Regions from separate parts of the Mus musculus genome. Here regions 1 and 3 are each linked to region 2. A link is a loop called in an ENCODE intact Hi-C map of the cell type or tissue named here. Cell type or tissue: heart. All regions are shown on one strand. Each heading gives the region's core, and the rest is flanking DNA. Links, peaks and the distances in the headings are about the cores only. Region 1 has its middle 190 kb from the start of Cdh11. Region 2 overlaps Cdh11 (cadherin 11). Region 3 has its middle 180 kb from the start of Cdh11.

Region 1 (6,778 bases), core at 1,830-5,829, 140 kb before region 2:
CCTCTACACATCTACATTCAACTTTACAGCTTCTTGTTCTAATGTCTGGGATCTACACATGATCTTCTGGGCTGCTCCAAAGGGCTTGGGTGACTTCTCCAGTTCTGACCTCTGTACTAGTCCAGGGTCTGGTTGACTCCACTCCACTGCTGCTGCTGTTCTTGGTGATCATCCCATGGCGCTAGCATCTCCAATACATTGGGGTATTCCACTGCAACTAGACTTTACCAATAGCTTCTCATAGGCTCTCTTCATGATGCCAAGCCTCAACTTCTTTGCATTGACCCCTTCAGTCCTGGGCTGTCAATTGCAACTAATGCTGTACCTTCAGCAATGCCCTTCCTTGGCCTCTCACTGTTCTCCATGACTCCCTCATGCCTTCAAGAACAGTACCACCTGAATGATTCTTACACATTACCAATGGCAGTGGCAGAGCAAGGTACAATCTTGGCTATCCCGAGAACACAGCTTCTTTGTGCTCTCAGAAAACACTTTCCAGATTTCACTTTAGTAATGTTGGTCTCTTCTTCTTCTTCTTCTTCTTCTTCTTCTTCTTCTTCTTCTTCTTCTTCTTCTTCTTCTTCTTCTTCTTCTTCTTCTTCTTCATCTTCTTCATCTTCTTCATCTTCTTCTGTTTGTTTGTTTTTGTTTTTCAGGACACGGTTTCTCTGTATAGCCCTGACTGACCCGACACTTACTCTGTAGACCAGGCTGGCCTCGTGCTGGTCTCTTCTTTATGACTGGTAATTTCTTAGCTCCATCTATCCAGCATCAATTGTCCCACTGGTCCCTTCTATTTTGACTCAAGACAGAGCCACATGGCCAAGTCTACTGAGTTCTGCTGTTTGTTGGAGCTGGTACATGGCCTACTTGTCCTTTTACATTATCACCAGCTTTCTGGTTTTCATCTCCAATTCACTCCCTAAGCTTGGAGGTCCTGGAACTTTCTCTGTACACTGACTTTGAACTCAGAGATCTGCTTGCCTATGTCCTAAATGATGGGATTAAAGGTGTGGTTCACCACACCTGGGTTTAAGCTTTTCTCTACTTAGAACTTGCTCTGTATCAGGCTGGCCTTGAACTCAGAGATCTGCTTGCCTTTGTCTCCTGGAATTAAAGGAGTATACTACCTTGCCTGGGCCTTATCTTTTCTAGGCCATTTTGCATCTAGATACAGATCAAAACCCCATGTCTTTCAATTCTGTATTACCATTCATGACAGATTAAAAATCCAAGTAAAAACAATAACCAAGTAATAACACCTAATATGATATGACTATTCCTTATTCAATAGCAAACACATTAACAATAAGCTTAACTGGGTAGGATCTTGCTACAAAGTCACCACTTCCTTACTCTGTTTACCTCCTTTTTAAAAAAATATTTTATTAGGTATTTTCTTCATTTACATTTCCAATGCTATCCCAAAAGTCCCCCATACCCTCCCCCCCCCACTCCCCTACCCACCCACTCTCACTTTTTGGCCCTGGCTTTCCCCTGTACCGGGGCAGATAAAGTTTGCATGTCCCGGATTCAGCTCTATTTCACTTCCTGGTGCCTCTTTATTACTTTAACATTAAATTTTATATTTTTTTCCATTCTAGGCTTGATATGCTTGTTCAAAACACTCTTCATGAAACTTAACCAGAGAACAAATTCTCTGTTGGGCTTCTTTGAGACTTTCTTTTTCAATGAAATTAATATAAATCTATTTCCCTTAGCCTCAGGTAGACTTTTCCAACAAGGCAAAAAGCAGCCACATTCTTCACCAAAATATCACAAGAACAGTCTCTCGGCCACATATTAAAATACTTCTCATCTGAAACCTCTAGAGCCAGTCTTCCACAGTTCAAATCACCCTCAGAAACAAAGTCTTCCATATTCCTACTAGTATGGTTCACTTAGCACTACTTAAAACATCCCACTGTTCCCTGTATTCAATGTCTGGAAATCCATATTCTTCCAAACAAAATTGTGGTCAGGCCTATAACATCAATACTCCAGTCCCTGGTACCAACTTTTGTCTTAGGTTTTTACTGTTGTGAATACACATGATGAGCAAGGAAACTCTTATAAGAACAATATTTAATTGAGGCTGACTTACAAGTTCAGATGTTCAGTCCATTATAATCAAGGTGGAAGCATGGCAGCTTCCAGGCAGGCACAGTGCAGGTAGAGCTGAGAGTTCTACATCTTCTTCTGATGGTTTGATAGAAGAAGGCTGGCTTGCAGGTGGCTAGGAGGAGGGTCTCAAAACTCACCCTCAGGATGAGAAACTTCCAACATGGGCCATACCTCCTAACAGTGCCACTCCATGGGCCAATCATATTCAAATCACCACACAAGTCACAAATCTCTTGCTCATTTCTGTCATCAATACCCTTGTCTATGAATTTAGAACTTTGGGAAGATCACTTCCAAGTGTATCACTAGTCTCAAAACTGGTCAAAGAAGAAAACGGTTTTAATATAATACAGTCACATGTATCTGAGTAGATTGATATGTAAACGGCCAGGTATATATAACTGACGACAGACTAAAGAGAGAAAATCCCATGCCACGTGATAACTTCAGCTTTAGTCAATACATTAAAACCCAAGTAGAAATCTCCAAGGGATGTGGTTTGATGGGTTGAGAATGAGGAAAGCCCCCATAAAGTAGCTATTTGTATATGAGATCACACACCAAAGAGGGATTTTCACTAAGAACAAAATGGATAACCACCAGCCCATCTGACAACAGATGGAGTATACCCTTTATAATGCATTTGGGTGAGCAAGGGTATGTCTCCAGGGGAGCTAGGGTAATGCTGTTGATGTAGTTTCCGAGAAGGGTGATACTTATTGCTATGAGAGAGCCAGAGTTCCAGAAACACAGTTTTCCCATTTCACCTGCATGCTATGCTTGACTGCAACTTAGGTGACTGGTTAGCACTGAGGAAAAACATTCTATATTATGATTTTTTTCTGTATGATATATATTGGATTTGCACAAAGGTGATATAGATAGATAGATAAAGTTATAGCTATAGATGTATATGTAGAGGTATAAGAATAGGTATATATTAGATATAGAGTTGATATGAATATAGAGTTAGAGATAGATATATAGGTAGAGATAGGATCAGAGACATGTAGAAAAAGATACAATTATATAATGTATATAATGCTTGTATATATGGTTAATGACATTTACCTTCAAAGACATGAGACATAACAGAAGATCATGTCTCAAACTAAAGAAAGAATCACTAAAGTTTTTATTAAAAAGATTTTTAGTACATCGGCACAAGGGTACTCAAAACGAGTATTTTAGAACAGATTAAAGGAAGCCATGTGGCACAACGAATCGAGTGCTTCTGAGGAAATCTGTGCTTGAAAACCTGATACTTCCTGAAAATAGAACGTGATTCATAAAAATCAGCACCTTCTTTCCAAAGCTGTGAAGACACAAAGAAATATATATAAGCTCTAAGCAAAGTATCTCAGGATAGCACAGGGCCTATGGCATCAGTTTATTTTGCCAAGATCATAAACCTACCAGGCAACCCAGCCACATGGTAAAACAAAGCCCATGAGTCTTTCTCCAAAAAGGTGATGCCCATCAACACGTTCTGATACATATATTGAATTAAAAATACATAAAAGTCACATATCATAATAACAGTCCATAGAAGTCACATATTACATTACCAATACATAAGAGTCAAATCCTAATATGAGAAACCCCATTCAGGCTTATGCTGTAGGCCAACTTAGGCCATTATCTCAGGTCAGAAGGTCTGCTTCAGAACATCACTGAGCACCAAAATCCTCCTTGAATGTGTATGTACTTTCTACTGATATATATGCCAGGTCTGTAAGTTCAGTTCCTTTGAACTATTTCACACTTGTGGAACAGTTTTGCCCCGAACCTGAAAAGTATAATTTGTGGTTAATTGTTCTGTAAATCAGTTACGTGTTTGCACACACTCATAACTAATATCATGTTTTGATAATATGAAGAAGTAAGTAATTTATAATGTTTGTGGTTTTTGTAGAGGCATTTAGAATTTAGTTCTGCAAGAAGTACAGTAAAGATGAAATGAAGGTGAAGGTAAAGCTATCAGGAATGGGAAATACACGGCAGAGGCCAGCAGGAGCTTGTTTCTCCTCCAGTCCTCTCATCGTGGAAGAACATAATATGAAAATCTATGTCATTACCCCAGATGATGAGCCTCACAAACAATACACTGATCTCTTGAGCTTAGACGTCCCAGTCCTAAAACAATGTGCAATAGATTCTATTAATAATGAGTATCCTAAGACATGCTATTATTTATAGTATTAAGACAGAGGTTTTTTATCTCAACATTTTATATTGAATCAGTACTTACCAGACCTTTGTCAATGGCCCATTTTTATCATTCTAGAATCTATTGGCATTAGTTTCAGTAAATATTAATATAATGTCTCCTACACTTTTAAGAAGTTAGCAGATTCAGAGGTGTGGAGATTAAACCAGATTTAAAATTTATTTTCAATGTACCTGAATATCTGTCTGTGTTCAAGCACCATAAAAATTAGAATGGTGTTCCAAGAGGTCCTAAAAGTTTCCTCTTTTTAGAAAATGCTATAAATACTGCCCTTCCATTAAAAAAGTTCACCACACAGTTATGAACCAACAAGCCTTTAAATTTTATATACAACGAATCACATTTTTTTTGACAATGAACCTACTTACATTTTAAGGTACTTCCTGGACCAGTTTAGAACCCAGAGGAATTCAATAGTATAAATCTTTACATATTCAATTGTTGAGAAATTAATACAAAACCTTTCCTGTATTGTAGAAAATCAGCATTCCTTAATAGTGATATCTGACCACATCCTGGGGAGAAATCACATTTTGTTTAGTAAGAGAGGAGCCCTGAAAGAACAGCACAAAAGTATTATTAAGACAATGGTCAAGAATGTAAAGAGTGGCCAGCAAAAGGTGCCTTTAATCCCAGCCAGGACTACAGAACCCTGTCTCAAAAAAACAAAACAAAACAAAAACCAAAAAAACAAACAAACAAAACAAACAACAACAACAAAAAGAATGTAAAGAACACACAAGAATGCCCTATAGTGTCCTAAAGTTTTAGAATGTGACAGGACATTTAAAGTCATCTGGTTGTCATCACTTTTATTATTAGCTGGAATGTTTCCTTTGTTTTCTTGGAAGCAGTCAGAGATGAGACCCCTCCTGCCTCTAGCTCTGTAGAGTGATTTGGTAGATGCGACCTTGCTAGGAAGCTCGCACTTCTACTGAGATGGTTCTTCCCCCTCCCAGTCCTAATCTGGTCTATAATGAGTGTGATCCCTTAGTCATGATACATACACAACAATAAGACAAAGTAGGCTATCCCCTCTTTCTACTGACACCCCTCTCAATAAGTATTCTCTGAATCTTGTTATTAGATTGTGAGCTATCCCATAATAAAAGGGAGGTTTCAGGAGTTGTGGTGGGAGAAAGTCCCCACAAAATGAGCTGGAATGGCCAGTTTTATATATATATATAAAAAAAAAAAACTTAAGGAGAAAGAAACTGATCATGGGTATTTTGCAGTTCTTTGGATGCAGAAGTCCCTCAAGGGCCTAAAAAGATAGGTTAGCCCTGACGCCGATGCATCAAGGAGGTGATTTTCCTTCCAGGCTTGCAGAGATGAGACAGATGGACATTAGAGGAACCGCAAAGCTGATGAGAAGAATGCTCCTCTTGAAAACCCATGCACTTAAACCCCTTTCTTCCTGTGCCTCTCTGGTCTTTCATGCATAAATGTTTAATTTCCCATTTTTGCCATCAATCAACTTGATGCTAAAGGGTGGTTCTGTGGATAAAAGCCACCCAGTGTGGTCTGCCCAGATGTCCATAAGCACTCAAGGCACCCGGGAGGTTCTAAAGAGCTGATGTCAGGACAGGGGGCTTGATTAATGATTCTCTGGGACATTCTGACACCCTTGCACGGATGGGAGAGATAAGATTCCAACAGTGGATGCCAGGGAACTCTGCTTGAAAGAAAGGAGGTCAAGGTCAGACACATTGGGAAATCTGCCCAGAAACACAAGGCATGGTTTCCTCTGGGGCAGTGTGTCAGCCTGCAAAGGCCAGGAAGAGAGCAAAAGTCCATGCCATAGAGCTTCGAGATAAGCAAGAGACAAGACAGATGGTGTGAAGGAGACAGGAGACAACTGGAATAATGCATAGATAAGGGCAGCAGAGGGAGGCTGGAATTTTATGACTCCATTTATCAGAGGAAGGACTTCATTGGGTAACCAGCACTTTGGAATATCCACTTGGAGAAATTCTTTAGTTAACACATGAATCCTTTGGATAAAATGCAGTTTTTATATTCAAAAGTTAGAAAAAAAATATTCTCTATGGTGTGCATCCTAACTGTGGGGAGCTCTTCAACCCAGATAGTGTGATCATTGACCAAGTGAGGATGATAAACTCGAAAAACAGAAGAAACGAGAAGCTCCTGAATCCCAGAACATCGGTTTCTCTCCTTCAATCACAGCCCTTCTCTCCAACACACTTCATTCTGGGCTTTGCCACTTTTAGAGGAATGTATCAAGATGGTTTCTGATGAGCATCTATGACATCTGCCTAGAGTCCTAATAGCTTGTCTGAAATATCAGTGATCTCAGAGGTCAGTTAAATAGGTGTTGGGATACAATAAAGAGGAGTATCCACTTATCAGTGAGTACATATCATGTGAGTTCTTTTGTAATTGGGTTACCTCACTCAGGATGAT
Region 2 (6,778 bases), core at 1,387-5,386:
TAAAAAGGATTAGAGTCTTATATCCACATAAGATCACAAGTGCTTTGTTGTACTAATGTGCTGCCCACAGACAGCATGAAACAGCAAGCCTTTCCCACCTTGGCAATTTCAGGAATTGAAAGCCAAATGGAAAAATTCAATAGGCTACTTTTGAAGGGTTTGCTATGAAATAACACACTCTACTCAAATGACAGTGATATAAAGTTATCCCTAAGTTTTATACAAAAAGGAAAAGATAGTTTATAAATCTCCATGGATAAAATATGGCAAGATTTTCTTTCTTCTTCCTCAATACTAAACTTGCTATCTGTCCTAGAAATTGGTATGTAACTTGTAAGATACATGATCTTAATCTCAATGTGTAACACTGCATATTTCTTTTGTAAGGTGGATCCCTGAACTGGACTCCACCAGAGTGAATGTGGTTGCTGAGGTCTAAACCCTTCTATTGCTTTCTCCACCAGCCAGGAAGAAACATTCCACCTACAGCTGCCAAAAGAACAAGCCAATTTATTCCAGAATAGAAACAGGAAAATAGTTTACAACACTAAATGCCTGAATCATTGAAGTGTCAAATTAAATATTGATAGCATCAATTTGAGTCTAAAATACTCCTTGGTGTGTGGAGGATCCAGGAAGGGAGGTCAGCAAGTACCAGACAGAAGGCTAGAGCTGGACAATAACACTTCCGGGAGCACCATCACTCCATCCAAGACATCCATTTATCTACCTGACCAACTTTGACATGGTGTGTGAGGCTAATATCCCTCACATAGTGTGAGGGATATGCTGATGGATAATCCTGGATCCCTGACCTTAACTGTTTGGTTTTCAGTCACTCCCACCACTATCTCTCTCTCACACACACACACACACCACACACATACACATACCACACACACACACACACACACACACACACACACACACAAAACTGAGGTTCATATTTTCCATGCCAAAACAGACCTGGCCTCCAGGTCTTCCCAGCATGCTTCAGTCCATACTTGGCATACCCTACCTCAACCCTAAACTTTCTAGACCCAAGGCTGCCCTTCCCCTCAGAGGCCCTATATAATCCAAACATTTTGCTATTGCTTGTCCTCTTTCTCTCTTTCACTCCCTCTGTCTCTCTCTCCTTTTCCTTCTTCTTCTCCTCTTCTATCTATACACATACCTTTTCTCTCATTCTCTTCAACCACACTCACCAGGGTGACTCTCTCGGAGCCAGTGAACTCAGCCACTCAAGAGCAGCTTTCCGATAAACCTGCCTTCAATATAATCTAATCTGGCTTAAATTGGCTCATTTTACAGGTGGCAGAGAAATAACCTATCACTGATGACATGGTACTGTACCTAATTTTAGATGTGCTTTCTGAAGCCAGGACAGCATTGCCAAATGAGCTACAAGAGATCTGCATAGTTTCAGTATAAACTAGGTAATAAACTGTAACCCGCCCAACCAGCCTATAGCCTGAGGTGACTGAGTTCAGGACCTATGACCACAGGCAAACTGTCTTCTAAATATAGCCTGCATTTCTCTCATCTTCAACAATTAGTAGTTGAGTAAGACCAATGCCTTGGAAAACTTGAGGGCTGGAAAGATGGCTCAGCGGTTAAGAGCACTAACTGCTCTTCCAGAGGTCCTGAGTTCAAATCCCAGCAACCACATGGTGGCTCACAACCATCTGTAATGGAATCCAGTGCCCTCTTTTGTTGTGTCTGAAGACAGCTACTATATATATATATATTTAAAAAACGAAAAAGAAAACTTGAAGCTCTGTTATTCTATGGAGCAACAGACTTGTTTTAGCCCAAGATACTCAGACTAAACCAGAAGCCATGGAACTTGGGAAGAACCGGATCCACATTCATTACACTTAAAAGCAAACCGCTGTGTAGAACCATAGAGACGAGGAGTGCACGAGTGACTAATAGCCAAGGGGCAAGGCCCAAAGTCCAGTCTTACATTAAAATGGCTGCCTCTGCTTTCTCATAAAATGTGCCACTCTGTCAGGGGTCTGGGGTGGGAGTGGGGCATATAACAGAGACCAAAAGACCAAAGGTCACTATGATTAGAAGCACCTGCTGAGGCTGCTGTTCACTTTCCGTTCCCCAGTTCTTGTTATAGGTCAGGCATATAGGAGAGGCATTGAAAATAAATGCTAATTCTGATGAAGTCATACTGATTAGGACCTTTGATTGGCAATTAGATATGTATGATTAACTTAATATGGAAAAAAAGATAATTTGGTTTTTCCTTCATCCTGTTTGGAGAGAGTGATTTTCACAGTGCACTGCAAAAACGGTAGGTAAGGGTCTCAGAAACTGGGATATGCTGAACAAACCAACTTCACATTTGCTTGCTGAGCTTATCACAAACAACAGCCAAGTAGGTGTGTCACACCCAGTTCAGCAGTGCTGAGGAAGGAACCAACTGGAGCCTTGTGCTGTCCTCTGAAACTGTCTCAACTGAAATCATAATTCATTGAACAGACAATTGAAAAGATCTTTTGAGGAACAGCCTGGTACTCTTGGGCAGAAGACTGGCAAACAGCGTTGATATCAAGGTGTAGGGTTGGGGACAGGGACTGCGAGAATCGATGTTCAAGGGAAAATGTTCTATGTGGAAAACCCAAGATGGGCTGACTCAGAAAGCAGATAATCTGTAAACGGCTCTGCAAGGAGACGCAGCTCTGTTTCCAAAAAAAAAACAGATCCCCAACACTGCCATGGAAAATGCCAGGTTCATTTAGGGAGCTGAATCCCCTCCCCCACTTGTGTGAATACACACATATTCTTCCATGCTCACATCGTACACGTGCACACGTCCACCTACACACACATGGGAGATAACAGGACACTAAAACGATGAAGCCCACTCTGAGTCACATGGAACAAAACTTTAAGATCCGTTCCGTGTGATGAGCAAGGGCTTACAGAGTAGCTCCCTGTAACTAGGTCAGACACCAATTGGTAGTCAACTCCACAGGCCCAGAAAGATTTAATGAGGGAGGCAACCAAACACAGAAGGTAGAAACAGTGTCCCAAGCATGTGTGTCCCCAGACTCTGCAATCTGGCAGTAGCACCCAGTCCATACTATGTCGCTCACAGAGACACCAGAATAAACTTCCTGAAGTTCCTAAGACATGGATCCTCGGTCCGGGCCAACCCAGCTACAGTGGCCAGGGTGGGATAAAAACAAACTGAATCAAATGGCAATCATAACCCAAGGAGAAAGAACAGAAATAGTGAAATGGTGCTGAGCCACCGGCAGCTGCAACGATACAAGCAGGACATAAATAAAACGGCAATGCCAAACTAAAGCTTACAAAATCTGGTCCCACGTGCCAGGAGCTACAAGCCACTGTTCCATATCTGGCCTGCCTGTGCTAAGCAGGGTGACTGGCACCTGTGCCTTGGCTGGCAGATGGAGAGGCCAGACCTGATAAATCCAGTGCCTACTGTGCCATCGCAAGGTCACAAGCAGCAGTTGGCCACTTACAGTCATCCTAGAGGGTCAGGATCCCGGCTGTGGCGATGAGAGTCCCGAAAGCTTCCTTCTCAGTGATCTTACATGTGGAAATCAAGGGCCATAGGACTGTGAGAGGGCTCAGCCCAGCTTTGTTCTGCATAGCAGCCTCCCAGAATGGCTTAAGAGGCAGTCCTAGCCCCTGGCACTGCTAGCAGGCCTGTGAATGAACCACTGTGTGAGACACATACTCACTGCTAATGAGTCCCCATGCAGACACAAGCCAGAGAGGCCAGCACAGTAGCTGCTACAGAGGAGGCAGAGGGGCAGCAAACGCTAATGCAGAGCAATGTGGGGCCCACCTGGCACACGGGATGCCAGTCCACAGAGGCTGCAGGACCTCAGCAGTCAGAATTGAAAATAACTATTCCTCATACGAAAGAACAACCCCGACCCCATCCCTCCCTGGCTCAGATGTCAAGAATGTGGCCATCCCCATTACAAACACAGCTCCCATTAACCATTGCTCTCCTTTCATGATTTCGAAGAATATTTTAACTCACACATACATCATGAAGCCTATTCAGAATAACAAGGGAGTTAGCAATGTAGTACTCAAAGACAGAAAGAAAAAAAAAAAAAAAACAGTGGTAAGTTTGCTTGAGAATTTTGAATAGTACTAAACGTATCTGACACAATTCTGTGGTAGACCATAGATCATTAGGGACTAAATGATTAAAGAATAGACCTTGTAATAAACCTAATAATAAAATTTGGATCTCTCTCAGGTTTACTTATTCACCAGATAACCCTCAAAGGTTCTCCACCTCCTTATCCAGGTTACGGAGATTAACAAATGCTCTGTCATTTAGTCTGTCCTGTGACATTGACGGTGTTGACTGAAGAGGTGTCCTCAGGTGAAGCTCCAGGATCACCTTACCACCTTCTTTGAGCTCTGTCCCATCCTTAGTGTGACTTCTGCCAGACCCACTGAGCTGACCTTGAACCTTAAAATTCAGATCATCACACTAAGTTCCTTAGGTCTAAGCCGCTGTTGTTTGCTTGTTTGGGAGCTCAACAGTGGACGGATATGCAGTTCAAAATGAGAGAGACTCTATAGCTTCACTCGCTGAAAATTAAGAGGGTTTAAAGAAAACAAGAAATGCAATGTCCAGTAGCATGAGCTTTCTTCTCCACACAAGATTCAGAAGGGGAAAGGTGGGAGATGTCTAAGTGCCTGTGTGTGTGTCTACTAAATATATATGCACAGGCTTTTCATATATTGTTTATGATGATGACTGTACTTTGTAGACCTCTCTTATTATGTACCTCCTCAGGCTACTGATGACTCAATAATTCATTCCATCCTATTCTAGTGTGGCCCTGAGTTTGACATTCCTCTGCTGAGAGTTGCTTCTGTGACTTTGTTGTGCAGTTCACCTGGGGGATTGATTAAACCAATTCTACTTTATGGTGTCAAGGCAGGGATCAGAGGCCCTGCAGAGTTGGTAAACTCCCCAGGAGACAGTAAGCAAGCTGTTGGCGAGGGACAGCATTCTAAGAAAGCAGAAGCAGGAAACTGATACTGGATGCAGGGAGGAAGTTTCCATTGGAGCTTCGGCTTTTTGGTGTCTCTTTGATGTCAGGGTTCTTTCCTGACAAGGTGCAAACTCTTTCATTATTCATAGAACCACTGTTGTTAAAGCTGTACTTAAGTACTTGGATCCAGAGGTGGGAACATTTGCTGTTTTGTCTTGCTCTAAATCAAACAAATAGAATAAAGCAAATACCCACGAACTCCTGGCAACTGCCCCTTGTGGAGTCTACTTAACTCTACTTTTTCCCTTCTTTCTTTTCCTGGATGCAGAATCAGGGGTAGGAGGCGCTGAGTATCAGGTCACATTGCCAGATTGGGGAGTATCTAAAGGATACTGATGTGAGTAATAAAGCAAGCTCTCATTCCATACCCATGAGTTAAATGTCTTTCCCTGCCCTTCTATAAAACTCCAAGGAAGAGCAACCATTGAAATCAGAAGAGGCTCTACCACTTGCTTCTTGCACAATAGCCAACAGAGGCTAAGCTTCTCTAGAATTTACTGGGGTTTTCCCCAGATCTGGACGGTGATTCCCAACAATGTTTATTTTATAAAATCACTGCTGTTAAATGGTGCTATGTAAGACCAGGACATTCCATCTCTTAAAGCTGCTCGAAAGGCACCCGGGAGTTGCACTCTGTAACACTCAGGGAAGCATCGCCAGAGTCCAGCTACTTTCTCGCATTGTGAGCTTGGCATGGGAGGGAAACACAGAAGCAGAAAGATGAAAGATGGGTATAAGAGAAAAGGGAAACAAGAGCCAAAGAGAAGCCAAGGTAACGACTCACAAAAATGAAAAGTTTTAATAATACTCCTAAGCATTGTATAGAATAGTCTAAACATTTTCAGAACAGGGTAACATTAAATAATTCCCCACCATAAGGTAGAAGAAATGGTTAATATCTTTCATTAAAATGCATTTGCCTGAAAATATCCTATGAAGGGGAAGAAGCATGTCTTGCCACACACATGCATACATATATTGCCTCTCTCCTGGAATCCTCCTCTTTCCGACACCTAGCTGAATCCTGCACACAGTGAATTAGACATATGAAGACTTGAACTGACTGACTTTTGAAAGAAAATGAAAAAGTCTCTGTAGTTGCTAATGTGTCCCCCATTTTGTAGTGACCATCACCATCCTGGCTGGCTGGCCAAAGTAGAGGGGAGGAAGGAGGAGGAGAAAGGGGAGAGAGAGGAAGAGAGAGAAGGGACTGGCAGCTTTCCTTCCTTTATTCTTCCCAACTTAGAAAGACAGAGCATTAGTCAATATTTTTCTTTCCATAGAATCTCTGAAGGAGGGTTAGAGAGACCCACATGTGACAGTGGCTTTTGGACAGACCCTGTACTAAATCTCTTTCCACCCGCCTTGTGGCACGAGGGGCCGCTCCTCATCAAACCCTACTTATAAGACCATCTGTGTCCCTGCCCATGCAATCAAGTCCTCAGCCTCCACTCAAGTATTGTTGCAAACAGTCCTCTTCCTGCTGCTTTTGCTCAAGGCTGTGGGCCACTGCAAAGACCCCTTCTTTCATTAGGGATTTCTCTGTCTAAACAGGATTTATGGTGATCCCTTGGCAAGGGCCCGTGAATCACTGGCTTTCACAGGACAGCCAAAGGAGTGTTTCAGGAGAATCTACCTCTGACAGGCAATACAACTCTGAAGATTTATCTCCTTGGATGAATCAGGCATTGCCTGATGCTTCCAGGAGG
Region 3 (6,778 bases), core at 1,131-5,130, 130 kb before region 2:
GACTCTGAAGAGGTATTATATTTTATGAGAGACAAAAATGTATAAATAATACACATCAAAATTTGTAAATATGTTTTCCTTCAGTGATCTGTTAATTATATTTTAATTTTATATGGTTTGAATATATTTATATGCATACAAAATATATATATTCCTCCACATCTATAATATAATATAAACCCTTATGGAACAAAGAATATATATGTATGTATATCATACTGTAACATATAACATATTCAATCATATATATATATATATATACACACACATATATATGTGCATATATATATATGTATAGTTTGTCCATTGAGGATTTATATTGTTTTGTAGATGTGGTAAAGTTATTAATATTTTCATTTCCTCATAAATTAACTAGTTAATTTTAAAAGTCCATCTATACATTGGCTCTTTCCTCCCAATTACACAGTAAAAGTTTAGAGTCATATGATTAAATGCACAAATAGGTTTTACCTTCTGTCTCATTGACCTACCTGTCTAATTCTGTGCAATACAATTTTGTCGTAATTTCTGCTATTACACATCTTTTTCTATCCAAAAGGGATGGTGTCCCTAATTATTTAAGATATTACTTTGCATTTTTAAGTGTGTTTTCTTTTCTAAGATTAGTTTATCAGGGGAAAATTTCTTCTAATGAGATTATATAAAATGCATGTATTCATTTGTGGACAAGGGTTGCACTAAGCATACATGACTCATTTTGTTGTTAAACACTGAAATATCATGCGACAGTCACTCCTTAGAGATCAAACAATGGTGATGAATTTGATTACTTGATGGCACTTAGTTGTTAATGGTCCATCTTTAATACAGGCTTTTTGAATAACAGGTATAAAAACACTTATATTTTTTATTTTTACTTTCTGACAGTGACATTGCACAAGAAATGCAATAGCATATCATTGACTGACACTGTATTTAAACTTCATCTGCACGCAAAGCAAGTTGTGTCACACTGAACTTAGGTGCACAATCTTGCATTGTGAACAAGAAAAGGGGCTGAGGTAATTATTTAGAACAGTCACGTTGGGGTGGCAGCCTTTTTTCTTGCTCAGTTCAAATATTATTGCTTTTAAATGTCAGCATATCACCAGTGTAAGCACACATACTTATTAAAACTTCCCTTTCCTGAGACAATTGAGGTGGACACCTTGAAGCACAATATATGTTTAAATTTTCATCTTGAGCATTGCTCAGATGACAGCTGAATTATTTCTTTTTTTAATTTCTTTTTTATTAGGTATTTATTTCATTTACATTTCCAATGCTATCACAAAAGTCCCCCACATGCTCCCCCACCCACTCCCCCACCCACCCACTCCCACTTCTTGGCCCTGGTGTTCCCCTGTACTGAGGCAGATAAAGTTTGCAAGACCAATGGGCCTCTCTTCCCACTGATGGCCAACTAGGCCATCTTCTGATACATATGCAGCTAGAGACACAAGCTCTGGGGAGTACTGGTTAGTTCATATTGTTGTCCCATCTATAGGGTTAGAGATCCCTTTAGCTCCTTGGTTACTTTCTCTAGCTCCTCCATTGGGTGCCCTGTGATCCATCCAATAGCTGACTGTGAGCATCCACTTCTGTGTTTGCTAGGCCCCGGCATAGTCTCACAAGAGATAGCTATATCTGGGCCCTTTCAGCAAAATCTTGCTAATGTATGCAATGGTGTCAGCATTTGGAAGCTGATTATGGGATGGATCAGCTGAATTATTTCTAAGGAGAGAACTAAATTTGAGTGCTTCCTTGCTGTAAGAGGCTTTGTAAGACACTGTACACAATGTATCATTTCCAGTACTCATGCACAAAGGAGGAATGTTTCAAAGTCACATTTTACAGGTGATACAGTTAATTTTCATCAACAGAGGTCAACTCTACATGCATGCTACTAACAATTGTTGGCACCTTTAATTTCTTTATAATATTACAGAAACGTATTTCTATAATCATATCTCGAGACCCCTGTGAAGATGGAGTACTGAATGGTGTTCTTTTGAAGATGGCTCCTTCTGTTTGAGTCCTCTGATCTGGATAAGGATATTTAGGAAGAAAAGCAAAAACAAAAACAGCGTTAAGCACCAAGCTAGGTCCCACTTTCCAACCATCTACAGTTTATCTTTAGCTCAGAGGAACTAAGAGGCAACTGTTCTTACTGAGTCAAACACAAAATTCAGATATCCCTTGTTTCTTGTTTTCTGTTTTGTTTGGCTATGTGTGTGGGTGCAATTATATGCCTACCCAAGTCCATGCCAAAGATGACATCTGGTCTTTTCCTTGTTGACTGCTCTGCCTTAATAGTTTGAAATGGAGTCTTTTATCAACCCTGAAACTCATCAGCTCAACTAGACTATCCGGCAAGAGCAGTGTGGCTAGTTCCCTGTTTCTGGCTCCTCTACACTGAGATTACAGGTACCATTGCTGCAATTGACTGTGTTGGTGCTGGGGACCTAAACTCATGCCTTCATGTTTAAATGCATGCCAAAACACTTTAGTGGCTAAGCTGACTCCCCAGCGTCCATAATAGAAATACCTCACATTTAATGGACCAAATCCTCAAAAATCAAGAATGTCAAAGAAGCCTGATTTTCTCTTTCATGAGAAATGACTGGACCACAACTGAGAAATAGGTGTACCTTCAGCATCCCTTCCTAACATTGGTGTACTTTTGAAACATGTCATCTTTTTATTTCTTAGTGAATGACAGGAAGCTGAAACTTTTAAACCATCCTTCACCCATCTCGTCTGCAACCTCTTAGCCTCTCAGATTAGAGTTGTTCAATGTCTTGCTTGATCTGCCTTTGAGTCCCTGTGAGAATGAGGAAGGGACATGTCCTAACTGTTCTTACAAAAAGATTATTTCTCTTGGGTCTGCTTGAGAGAAGAACAAGAGGCTGGGCCACTCAAAGTTCTGCTCCCTAAGGACGACTTAGAGTAACAGGACTCGAGTAGGGGATTTGATGTCAGGACCTATCAACATCCAATCAGTACAAAATCATTTCCTGACTCCAGCTGACCATGCACTTTTCTTTGTAGCTGCAACTTCATTAAATGGAGGAGTGAATTTCCAAAAGGAAAAGGTCAACATTTCCATTTGGGCATTCAAACATCTCCAAGATGGGTTTGAGGCTTTAGTGTTCTATTGATTCAGCCATCCCCATGCTGAGCACAGAACTTTGCCCAGAATAGATGGGCTGTGTCAATCAAAGCTCACCAGTGGGGCTACTTATTTTCAGCTTGATTCACAGGGCTATCAAATATTGAGTGGAAAGGGACAAAGGTAATTCTACTGTAGTATAAATTTGCAAATGAAGCTCTCACCAGCAATGCATTACTCACTCTAAAATACATGCCAAGTGCTTTGAAATCGCACACACACACACACACACACACACACACACACACACACTCACACACACACCCTGCCTTCCCTTGCCCTTGTTTAATAAATAATTACTGTACAGATAAAATACTAAACTAGGGGCCTCTAGATGAGACACTGAATTTTCTAAAGAAATTGATATAATTCAATGTCAAATGGCACAGAAGTATAAAGCACCACTGATCAGGAAACAAGGCATCTTTCATTTGGAATCTAACAGAGAACGTTGGCTTTAATGCATGCAGAGATGGATGGGAATATCCTGATAGAAAGACAGTCCATCAGGTTAGATATTTGCCCAAATTATACTAGTAATGGTAACAACTCTGTAATTGAGTCTTAAATTTTTACAATTTTATTTCATTTCATTTAATCGGATAATTTTGTGTAAAATGTCTTCAGAACTACACATTGAAAAGCCATAACCACACGAAGCATACAACCATACAAAGTTGTTATTTGTGGATTTTTGTAGCATTCCTGAATTTTTTTTTCAGTTTCCTTTTATCTTCAGGATTTCTTATCCCTTCAGTTCATTTTGTTCTATAAGTGAGTCACAGGCTTTCTTTCTACACATACTTAGAATTTGCATGGTCCACATAAGAATAAGGGTGGACTCTTTAGGGAGTAGAATAGAAGATCTGAGAAGGAGTGAGAGAGACCAAAAGAATGGATTCTCATTGCATGCACATATAAAAATATTGAAAGGAAATTAAGTATTCTCATGATAACTTGAAATTTTATTTTTAAACAGATAATGTTCTTTCTGGTATTTATAAAAATATGTTTTGTCACCCAAGTTATCTTTTGAGTTCTCGAGGATAGCATGAGTTATTAACTCACAGTGATTATCTCACTGAATACACAAGAATAATATTAACTAAAACACTCAGATGCCTACAATCTGATCATTCACAGCCATGTGTTCTTGATAAATAATTTAATAAAATCTCTTGCTTTTTAGTCATAAATGTGCTCAGGTTTTCCACATCTCTTCATTTCTAGCATCTTAGTTCATTCATTTACTATTTTACTCTGAATGACAATGGACAATGTGTCAGTTTTTCCTTCTGTAAGATTTTTGGCCTATCTTTCCTAGGCCAGGACTCCATATGATAAATATATGGCTATGCAAAGAGTATTAGAGGTGGCTCTAATGAATTATTGAATAATCTCTCTCCATAAATATATAAGTAAATATACATATACATATGTATATAAACATGCATATAAATTGCATATACATAAACATACATGCTTAAATCCTCCAGCAGAAGGAAGGGAAAATCTGAGCAGATTAACTCAACTTATCCATACCGAATGACATATAATGATCTTTGTTGAAGACCATCATTTCCAATACATTGTGGTTTGATGTTGACCACACCTAATTTCACCACGAGTGACTCCTCATAGGTACCAAACATCTGCTTCAGGAACAGATCCAATACCCTTTCTGTGTCTTTTCATTTTGTTGATATCTGTTCAGGTTTGTTGTTGTTGCTGATGTTGTTGATTGTTTTGTTTTGTTTGTTTTTGTTTTTGTTTTTTCGAGACAGGGTTTCTTTGTGTAGCCCTGGCTGTCCTAGAACTCACTCTGTAGACCAGACTGGACTCGAACTCAGAAATTCGCCTACCTCTGCCTCCCAAGTGCTGGGATTAAAGGTGTGCACCACCACACCAGCTATCTGTTCAGTTTCTTGAAGTGAGTGATCCTAAGCTATGCCAAGATAGTGGTTCTTGCCAGCCTTCTATTCTATAGGCATTAGGATATTCTATTCCCACGAGATTTGTAGAAGGTTGCAAGATATGGCCTTCTGTACATGTGAAATTCAATGATTTCATCACAGCCAGATGCACAGCTTCTTTCAGCCCCAAATCACAAGCATGGTTATAAAACAAGACATGTTCCTCTCCCTGTTTTGTTATTGTTTTGTTTGTTTTAGTTCCAGTTTAGTTTGGTTTGGTTTGGTTTGGTTTGGTTTTCTATAAAATATAAATTCTTTGGGGATCATTAACAGTTGGATCTCCTGGTCTCTAAGAAACAGTGTCTCCTATCTAAATATCAACCTATGCTATTATACCTGTCCAGGACACTCCTATGGCACACACACAACAACCTCTATAACAGTAAATGTCCTAGTATTATATTCATGCATATAAAATATATTACCTCATCCGCATTAGTTTCTAACAATACCAACTCTCTTTACATTCTTCTTGTGAATTTCTTCAGGAACTATGCAAGGTAATTGTTACAAACTATTAGCTAGAGAGAAAACAGGATTTAACACAGCAAACTGAATCCTTACCCCATCTTGCTTTCATTACCCAGTATTGATTCTCAACTCACATTCCTTTCGCCTCCTTTCTTTGCATATCCTCCATGGTCTTTTCCAATGAACAACAAATAAAACAAACCTTGTATGAGTACCTCTGATGAACTGGGGCTTAAGATAATTATATGAGCAGAACCAGCTGTTACAAGAGTGGTTAGGGCAGGATACTAAAGAATTATCTGGAAGGAATTTTCCAACTTCTCCATTTTAATGGACATAGTGAGGGAAGGCCCTGGGGAGGATACATCATGGTAGAGGGTGATGATAAGTAATCAGTTACTACTCAGATGTATGCTAGGAATGCTTCCTAATTGTGTAGCATTGGTATGATTTTACTTCCTTTCCTCTCTTGCAAGATAACCTGCAGTTTATTTCATTAATTCTTACGTAGATGCATTGCATCCTCTTTTCTCTCTGCCTCAGCATTTATCTTCCTAAGGACTCACATATGCTTCACAAGAATGTAAATTGATGCAACAGTCTCGCAAAGCAATTTGGCATTAATAGATCAAGAGTCTTAAAATTGCTCATACAGGGTTATTATGATCCAGCAATTTCATTCCAGAAACCTCTCCAAATGAAATAACCTAAGACATAGAGGAAAACAAATATGTATAAATATATTTGCAGAAATATGTTTATTACTGCACAGTTTCCCATTTTGTTGATAAGATAAAAAACTAAATAGATAATAAAAGAAATTATTAAATGATAACATATCCATATGATGAACTGTTATGCAGCCATTAAAATGGTGCTTATGGAAAATTGGTAACATAAAAAATACATATGATATATTATTAGAAGAAAGATGCAAGGTGCAGAATTGTGCATAGAATATGATCACGGCAATGTAGAACTTGCATACAAAATAGGCTAGACAGAAAATGAAGTGTCCTGGGGAAGAGCAGAGGATGTTTGATATCAAAGTCACGGCAACTGCTTTTTGTTTCTACTTCAGTGACTCTTCAAGGTGTTTTAAAAGAGGACTTTAAAAAATATATATATATATGATATTTGCAATACATTTCTAAAGTGTATT

The links. Hi-C counts contacts between places; a loop is a spot of excess contacts. Peaks named below come from ENCODE experiments on the same cell type or tissue, not always from the same donor. Only the 100,000 strongest peaks of a DNase experiment are listed, where the experiment ranks them.
Region 1: it touches region 2 in a loop (1.9-fold over the local background); 3 of 42 quality-filtered maps call a loop at or near these places.
Region 3: it touches region 2 in a loop (2.0-fold over the local background); 3 of 42 quality-filtered maps call a loop at or near these places.

Annotation. Positions count from the first base shown.
Region 1 is chr8:102,590,683-102,597,460 of GRCm38, forward strand. No RefSeq gene overlaps it. Among named protein-coding and RNA genes, the nearest start is that of Cdh11, 190 kb to the right of the region's middle. In heart, for the core only: no CTCF peak of the experiment used is centred there; no DNase peak of the experiment used is centred there; H3K27ac peaks cover 70 bases.
Region 2 is chr8:102,735,641-102,742,418 of GRCm38, forward strand. The region is part of intron 1 of Cdh11 (cadherin 11); the gene reads right to left. Among named protein-coding and RNA genes, the nearest start is that of Cdh11, 46 kb to the right of the region's middle. In heart, for the core only: no CTCF peak of the experiment used is centred there; a DNase peak (open chromatin) is centred at 3,421.
Region 3 is chr8:102,602,345-102,609,122 of GRCm38, forward strand. No RefSeq gene overlaps it. Among named protein-coding and RNA genes, the nearest start is that of Cdh11, 180 kb to the right of the region's middle. In heart, for the core only: no CTCF peak of the experiment used is centred there; no DNase peak of the experiment used is centred there.